2 separate regions of the Homo sapiens genome follow, and region 2 is linked to region 1. Evidence: chromatin loops called from intact Hi-C (ENCODE). Cell type or tissue: B cell. All regions are shown on one strand. Links, peaks and the distances in the headings refer to the core of each region. The heading gives the core; the rest is flanking DNA. Region 1 overlaps ARHGAP42-AS1 (ARHGAP42 antisense RNA 1). Region 2 has its middle 75 kb from the start of ARHGAP42.

The links. Peaks named below come from ENCODE experiments on the same cell type or tissue, not always from the same donor. Only the 100,000 strongest peaks of a DNase experiment are listed, where the experiment ranks them.
Region 2: a loop joins it to region 1, with 4 times the contacts of the local background. A loop is called at or near these places in 1 of 110 quality-filtered maps.

The regions. Positions count from the first base shown.
Region 1 is chr11:100,680,499-100,684,902 of GRCh38, forward strand. ARHGAP42-AS1 (ARHGAP42 antisense RNA 1) reads right to left here. Exons shown (of 2, transcript NR_133571.1): 2 at 3,663-4,404. It overlaps LOC124902736 (a long non-coding RNA gene), which reads left to right. Exons shown (of 3, transcript XR_007062860.1): 3 at 1-1,412. Among named protein-coding and RNA genes, the nearest start is that of ARHGAP42, 4.6 kb to the right of the region's middle. In B cell, for the core only: a CTCF peak has its summit at 1,962 (motif pointing right); DNase peaks (open chromatin) are centred at 763 and 1,943; H3K4me3 peaks cover 926 bases; H3K27ac peaks cover 2,297 bases.
Region 2 is chr11:100,610,469-100,614,872 of GRCh38, forward strand. No RefSeq gene overlaps it. Among named protein-coding and RNA genes, the nearest start is that of ARHGAP42, 75 kb to the right of the region's middle. In B cell, for the core only: no CTCF peak of the experiment used is centred there; a DNase peak (open chromatin) is centred at 2,523; H3K4me3 peaks cover 680 bases; H3K27ac peaks cover 990 bases.

The DNA of each region.
Region 1 (4,404 bases), core at 286-4,285:
TAAAAACATTTGTTAGGTATCATCTGTGGGCTGATAGCATGCAAAGTGCAAGAGATACAAAGAAATAAGATTTAATCTAAAAGCTTAGGGTCTAAACGCAAAAAATGTAAATGTGGAAAAAGAGCTATATAAAAGTAGGCTGGATGTGGTGGCTCACGCCTGTAATCCCAGCACTTTGGGAGGCCGAGGTGGATGGATCACGAGGTCAGGAGTTGGAGACTAGCCTGGCCAACATAGTGAAACCCCATCTCTACTAAAAATACAAAAAATTAGTCAGGTGTGGTGGCGGGTGCCCGTAATCTCAGCTACTCGGGAGGCGGAGGCAGGAAAATCGCTTGATCCCGGGAGGCGGAGGCTGCAGTAAGCAGAGATCGTGCCATAGCACTCCAGCCAAGGCGACAGTGTGAGACTCCGTCTCAAAAAATATATATATATATACATATATATATATAATGCGTATGATGTGTCCCAACGTATTCACTGTGGTGTGGTCTTGGAGTTAGAGACTTTGCTGTTCATCCTGGGGCAAGTTGTCTGGGTGTTTTTGTTGGCTTTTTGTGGTTCTTGGTTTTTGTTTTCGCATTTTGGGGCTTCAACAATCTCATCCTCATTATAAAATTCCTACCTCCAGGGTTAGTGTGAGGATTTGTAGGCCTCGTGGGACATGGACAGCGTGGTTGCTCAGTAAACATTTGCTTCCTTTCTGTGTGGTCAGTGGCTGCTTTGAAATCCAGCGGAGGCCACGCCCATGAGGGTTTCAGTGAGAGGTAAGAGAGGAACAGCACTTCCTCTTCTAATGCAGCTGCAAGCCTCTGAGCACACATGGGTGGAGTGTCAACAGCACTCTAGCTGTAATTGATTGTCATTATTGGTCGGAGGAGATTTCTTGTTCTAACTTTGAGTCATAGAGGTATAAAAATGTCTCGTGTCTAGAGCTTAAAATAACCCAAGTGAAACAATAGATGTTATTTCATTATTAGCATAGGACAGTGTCCGGCACATGGTAAGGGTTTAATAAATGATAGTCATTATCGTTATCACTATCATCCTTAATTTTATACTTGGGAAAGGTGTAAAGCCTAAAAGTTAAATTATCCTAAGTCACACAGCTCATAAATGGCCTTTGGCTGGCCATTTGATTAATATTGCTGCTATAATTTATTAGATTGAAAATTTGATTAGGGCTGGATTGAGGTAAATTTACTCAAAATTACTGTTGTATTTCCAGCATCTACAGCAGCACAGAAATATAACAGATACTTATGAATATTTGTTGAATGTGTGTGTGTGTGTGTGTGTGTGTGTGTGTGTGTGTGTGTGTGTGTGTTTAGCATGGCCTTTTTACCAAGGTAGACCTGGATTGAAATCCCAACTCCAGTACCTTCCAGATATTATACATAAATTTAGGAAAGTTAATCACTTTTCAGTTATAACTTTCCCACTTGTTAAAAATGAAGCTAATCAGGCTGGGCACGGTGGCACATGCCTGTAATCCCAGCACTTTGGGAGGCCGAAGCGGGCAGATCACCTGAGGTCAGGAGTTCGAGACCAGCCTGGCCAACACGGTGAAACCCCATCTCTACTAAAAATACAAAAATTAGCCAGGCATGGTGGCACGTGCCTGTAATCCCAGCTACTCGGGAGGCTGAGGCAGAAGAATCATTTGAACCTGGGAGGCGGAGGTTGCAGTGAACCGAGATGGCGCCATTGCACTCCGGCCTATGGTACAAGAGCGAAACTCCATCTCAAAATAAAGAAATAAATAAAACTTTAAAAGTGGGGCTAATCAGATTTAATACCTATTTCACATGCTTGTGGATAAGCTTAGATGGGGCAATACATGCAAAAACTATCATGCCCAGTATTGGTGGAGGCTGCTTCTTTTCATTTTGTCTCCTTTTCCTGTGCTCTTTATGAAGTTTTCTGTCAGAGTTAGCAAACATCATGATTTGCCACAAGAGGGCAATACTAAATTGAAATCAAAATCTGTGCTAAAAAATGTCTTTTCCTAAATTAAGTGATTACCTCTCTCCCTCTCCTTTTTCCTTCTCCCCACCCCTCATAAATGTAGTTAGTTGTTGAGTATTTCTTGCTTAGACTTCTGTTCTTTTCCTTCAACCCATTCATCCGAAATCTGTCATCATAATAAAATCTAGATTTGGCAGGGACTTTAGAAGTTATATTGTGCAGTGGCTCACACCTGTAATCCTAGCACTTTGGGAGGCTGAGGTGGGAGGATTGCTTGAGTTTAGGAGTTCAAGACCAGCCTGGGCAACATAGCCAGACACCATCTCTTAGAAAAAAGGAGTCATATTGTCACATAGAACAAATTCCACTCTCTGCAGCTATTCTTCCCCTCTAGTTGACCTTGACTTCTGCTTCTGTGTCCCCCTCCGTTAAGCTAACACAACAGCCCTGAGTGTTTGTGCTGCACTTTTCTTTCTGAGAAAGTGCCTCTTAATTATTCTAACTTTACCTCAAACTCAGCATAGGAGACTCAACCTAAAATGTATATTTCTTCTAAAAAAAATAACACTTCTGAGTTGTATAGGCTTAAATCTCAGAGTTATGTTGGATTCTACCTCATCCACAAAAATCACACTATATTTCCTTCCTTTATTTAATCTGCTTACTGCCCATCTGTTGCCCAATCTCATGTGTACTTACCCCGTCTAAATTCTCTTTTCTCATCTCTCAGTCATTTGACTTTTTGGTCTTCCAACCATTGCTCTTTAGTCCATCTATTGGATAATGAGCTCTTGGAATCCATAGACTCATACAATGTGGGCTATGTTCTGTACTCTTCCTGTGAGAGACTCCCATTTCCTACCCCCAGACAAAGCGAAGTTTCTTTTTCAACCCGGACTACATTTAGCATTTGTCTGTGCTTCATGACAACCATGGAGAGGAAGCAGGGAGAGCTGTATGCATTTGAGAGGGGCTCTACAATTTGTGAGAGCATTTTTTTTAAACTGGAAAAGACAATGTTACTAAGTCACATAGGCTCCTGTCACTAATGATGTGTACATTTGCCCATCAGAAATGCAGTGTCATACACCAACTAATTTTTTGAGAAATAGTGATGTTAAGAGCATTGTGTGTGACAATAATAATACTTCTAATAAGGCAGAATAAAAAGATCTCGCCCTCTAAGGGCTTAATCTGAACTTCATTTTTTGGCTGTCAGAAGAGTATTTTAGAAAATTAAGTCAAAAATTAAGTAGGTTCAAATGCTTGTTTCTTTTTGTTTATTTGTTTTGGGTTTTTTAAAATTTTTATCTGTTTAAGATGACAGAGTCTCGTTCCATTGCCCAGGCTGGAGTGCAGTGGCACAACCTTGGCTCACTGCAACCTCTGCCTCCTGGCTTCAAACAATTCTCGTGCCTCAGCCTCCCTAGTACCTGCTGGGATTACAGGTGCACACCACCACACCCAGCTAATTTTTCTATTTTTAGTAGAGATGGGGTTTAATCATGTTGGCCAGGCTGGTCTCGAACTCCAGGTGAAATGCCCACCTGGGCCTCCTAAAGTGCTGAGATTACAGGCTGAGCTACCAGGCCTGGCTCCTCATATGGGTTTTAAATGTATATCTAATTCTTATTTCTTCTTTGCTTCTCTTTTTGATGACTGAATCATCTAAGTGAAATAAGACAGACACATTGTGCAAATATTGTATAATTTCATTTATATGAGATACCTACATTGTCAAATTCATAGAGACAGAAAGTACAATGGTTACCAGGAGCTGGGAGGAGGGGAAACCAAGAAGAAACACTTGGTTTCTGTTTAGTCATCTCTTACCAGGCTTGAACTTAACCTCAGATCAGCTGAGTCTGGGTGGTCTAAATCTACATAATTAATTGAAAAGTAATAATAGCTTGACAATAACACTTACTGAGTACATACGAAGTGCCAGGCTTAAGTGTCAGACATGATCTACGTCAAGAAACAGTTTTAGGCAGATTTACAAATGCCATATTAGTTTACTATCCTCTACTATCTATTTGCTCTCAAAAGCAAGTAAACAAAGCCCACATATCCCATTCCAGAATCAGGAAAACAAAGAGACATTTCTCTGTGCCAAAGAGCCTGTCAGCCAATAATATTTGCGAAGCTTACCACGCAGCTTACGGTGTCATGTGTTATGAAGTGGAAATTTCTGGACAGGCTATATTTCAATCCATTACATTTGTTTATGAAAACAGGCTTGCAGGTATTGCTGATCTTTTATATAGAAAGTCTATTCTCTAGGAAAGAATCTGGTTCAGTTAATTATGATGGAGAGAATCATGCATGGAAACAACAGTTCAAAACCGACAGTAAACCCACCTCAAAGCAAAAGCATTTCTGGTTTTTCTCAAGTAGCTGTGTTAATGTGGCATAAGAGAAAGCCTGACTAGCAGG
Region 2 (4,404 bases), core at 171-4,170, 70 kb before region 1:
ATGGAAATTGTAAAGGTAACAAATACCGTAATACAGTTAAAAAATCACACACACAATAGATGAGCTCAACAGCATAATGGAGAGGAAATGAAAATCAGTGAAATTAAAGATAAAACAACAGAAATTGTCCAATGTAAAAAAAAAAAAAACAGAAAGAAAATGAGCTGAAAAATAAATAATAAGAACCTCAGAAATGTGTGGGACTATAAGAAAAGATTTAACATTTATGTCATCAAGTTCAAGAAAAAGAAGAGAAAGAAAGTAGTGCTAAAAAAGTATTCAAAGAAATAATGACAAAAATTTTTCCAAATTTGGCAAGAGACATAAACCTACAGATTCAAGAGGCTGAACAAATCTCATATAGAATCAAACCTAAGTAAATCCATTCCAAAATACATCAAAGTCAATCTTCTGAAAACTAAAATCAAATAAATAAATAAATGAATAAATAAAAACTTTGAAAGCAGAAAAAGAGAAACAATGCATCATAACATAAGGGGATACGGGGAAAACATTCTAGTGAATGTTTTCACTAGTAACCATGGGTCCCTGAAAGCTATGTCACAGCAGTTTTTTAAGTGCTGAAAGAAAAGGACTGGCAACCTAGAATTCTATATCTAATTCAACTATCTCTTAAAAATGAAAGAAAAATCAGGGCATTCTCAGATGAAAGAAAACTCTCTTTGTCACCAGCAGAACTATCCTAAATGAACATCCTAAGGAAGTTCTCTAAACAGAAACAAAGGTATAAAAGTAAGAATCTTAGAATATCAAGAAAGGAAAAAGAACACACAAAAAGCAAAAATATGGGTAAATTCAATATACTCTCATTATCTTCGGGAGTTTTTGACATTATGTGTGATATTTGAAACAAAAAATATAACAGTTACTACCAAAATATTTAAGACTATTATATTAAAGGATTGAGGGAATAAGAATAAAAGTATGATTTCTATACTTTAAAATTGGTAAAATGCCAACACTGGTAGACTTGGCTAAGTTATGTTTGTATAACATAATACCCAGAGAAAGAACTAAAATGATATACAATAAGATACATTCTAAACACCATAGGTCAATCAAAATGGAATTCTAAAAACAATGTTCAAGTAGCCCACAGGAAGATGGAAACAAAAGTAAACAGAGGAACAAAAACTGGAAAGAACAAACGGAAAATAAAAATAAAATGGGAGATCTGCATTGAACATATCAATAACTACATTAAACATAAATAGTCTAAATAGGCCAATTAAAAGAAATTGGGAAAGTGGATAAGAATAACATGACACAATTACAAACTGTCTACAAAAGTTACTTCATATAATTATATATATATATATATATATATATATATATATATATATATATATATATATGGGTTGAAAGTTAAGAATGGAAAATGATATACTATGCCAACATTAACCAAAAAAAATCAGGAGTGGCTATACTAATATCAGATAAAGTATATTTCAAAGCAAAGGAAATTACCAAAAACAGAGATATTGCCTAATGATAAAAGAGTCAATACATCAAGAAGACATAGCAATCCTGAATGTGTATGCACCAAATGGCACAGTGGTAAAATATGTAAAGCAAACACTGATACAACTGAAAGAAATAGAAAAATCACAATTATAGTTAGGGACTTCAACACCCCTCACTCAACAACTTATAGAAAAACTAGACAGAATCAACAAGGATATAGAAATACTCAACAATGCCATCAGCTAACAGGATCTAATGTGTTGTTGCTGCACCCAACAAAAGCAAACACGTTCTTTTCAAGCACCCATTGTAACACGCACCAAAACGGACCGTATCTGTGATACAATACTTATTTATGTGTCTGTCTCCTCTGTAAGACAGAACTTTTTAAGGGCACATATTCCAGTTTACCCATCAGTGTATCTCCAGAGGCAAAAGTATACCTATATATAGGAGTCACTGAATAATACTTTAATAAACCAGTTTAATGAACAGTGTATTTAATAAGTTGCAGAAAAGAATAAACTATGAAGCTATCCTATAATCTTTAATTTTTAAAACATCCAAGCAAAGTGTTAAAGGATTAAAAAACTTTGATTCTGGATAACAATAAACATTATTTATTTTCTGTTATCAAAATATTTTTAGTACTTACATAGCAAGAAAACTTCAATTTTATTTAAACTTTATTCCCAAAAGAATATTCCTTGTAATTCACCTTCCAGTATAGCTAGATAAGTCTCTATTACATTGAGTCTCCTGCAGATACCAACTTTAAACTCTGCACAAAATACAAAACAAAACAAAAAAGACAAAAAGTTCCCTCAAGTTACTAGAGAGTAACGAAAAGAAAGAGGGAAGTCAACATTTGGATAAAGGAAAAGGAAACTTCAGGAACATGTTTTCTGTTTTTATGGCTTTTAGCCTGAGGCTGCAGGCAGGCAATGCCTAGTGGAATTGCTAAAACTTTTTATAGAAAGCCTATATATGGTCCTTCTAAACTGAAGAAGAGGAAGTTTGAGAAACTATAGCAACTGCAAAGTGAGGGGGAATTCCAGAAAAGAGAAGTACTAGAGAAGAACTTCGGCTTTTGTGTATAAACTATGCCCAAATCTCTGGCTGACTCCAGAACCATGCAACCAAAAAAACTGCAGCAAGGGATCAGAGAACAGAATTGAGATTTGAACTTGCACCTGAGAAAAATTTTTAGTGTTAGTTCAAACAAGTTAAGTGTTGGCTTAAACAAAATAACTAATATTCTTCAGAAGAATGTAACAGAATCTAATCACTTCATAACCTTTTGGCTAATATCAAGTGTAGAAGAATATAACAGAATCCAGAATTTTCACAACATAATGTTCAAAATGTCCAGAATATAATACAAATATACTCCATATACAAGGAACCAGGAAAATAGGACTCTTTCTCAACAGAAAAGACAATCAACAGAGACCAACCCCAAGATAATCTAGGTGTTGGAATTAGTAGACAAAGATTTTATAGCCACTGTTATAACTCTGCTCAATGACATAAAAGAAAATATGCTCGTGATGAATAAGAAAACAAAAAATCTCAGCAGAGAAAATGCAATATCTGAAAAATGCAATATCTATAAATAAATAAAGAAAGAATGCAATATCTGAAAAAAATACTAGGTGAGATAAAAGCAAAATGGAAATATAGAGGAAAGAGTCAATGAACTTGAAGATAGATAAATGGAAATTATCCAATCTGAATAAGAGACAGAAATGAGATTGAAATGAAATGAACAGGAATATGTGGGAAAATAGCAAAGGGTCTAACATACAAGTAACTGAAGCCCCAAAAGAAGAGGAGAGGAACAAATGACTAAAAAATTTTCAGCCTGTAATCCCAGTACTGCCCGTAATCCCGGTACTTTGGGAGGCTGAGGCAGGCAGATCACTTGAGGCCAGGAGTTAGAGACCAGCCTGGCCAACATGACAAAACAATGTCTCTACTAAACATATAAAAATTAGCTGGGCATGATGGCACACACCTGTAGTCCCAGCTTTTCAGGAGCCTGAGGCACAAGAATTTCTTGAAACCAGGAGGCAGAGGTTGCAGTGAGCCAAGATCACATAAGTGCACTCCAGTCTGGGAGACAGAGTGAGACTCTGTCTCAAAAAATAAATAAATAAATTTGGTAAATGATAATGATATACATTTATAGATTCAGGAAGAATGTAACCTCTAAAAAATATATGTAAAAAAAAAATTAGTAAAGTCTTCTTGGACAAATGCCTAAATGCAGATCTCAGACAAGGAATGTACGGTATGGACCTGGAATGTTTTGTTTCATTGGAAACCAAGAAAGCTATCAAGTAGAATAAATGCAAAGAAAACCAAATGCTCAGGCACATCATAGTCAAACTGATAAAAAAAAAAACATTAAAATAAACAATAAAGAGAATATCATGAACACATCTAGAAATTACATTTTGGGGACAAGAATTTGAATATCTATTAATTTCTCATCAGAGACAATGGAGACCCAAAGACAATAAAACAAAATCTTTCAGTGCTGGAAAAATAACTGAAAACACTGTCGTGATGTTAGCCAAGAAAAATCGATTATTTATGTTATCAACACAGTATCACCCATATAAATGACATGGTATTTCTAATATTTCTTTTCATAAATTTTCAGATCTCACATCACAGAAATATACAAGTGAAAATCTGACACACTTTTAGGAGCATAGGCATTTTTGTAGCATTTCTCCACATCATTCAAAACTGCCTGAGCTACAGCTTCCAAATACATATGTTCCTATTATTGCCAACAATTTAAAGTTTAATATCACCAGATGTGGTGGCTCACACTTGTAATCCCAGTACTTTGGGAGGCTGAGGCAGGAGGATCCCTAGAGGCCAGGAGTTCAAGACCAGCCTGGGCAA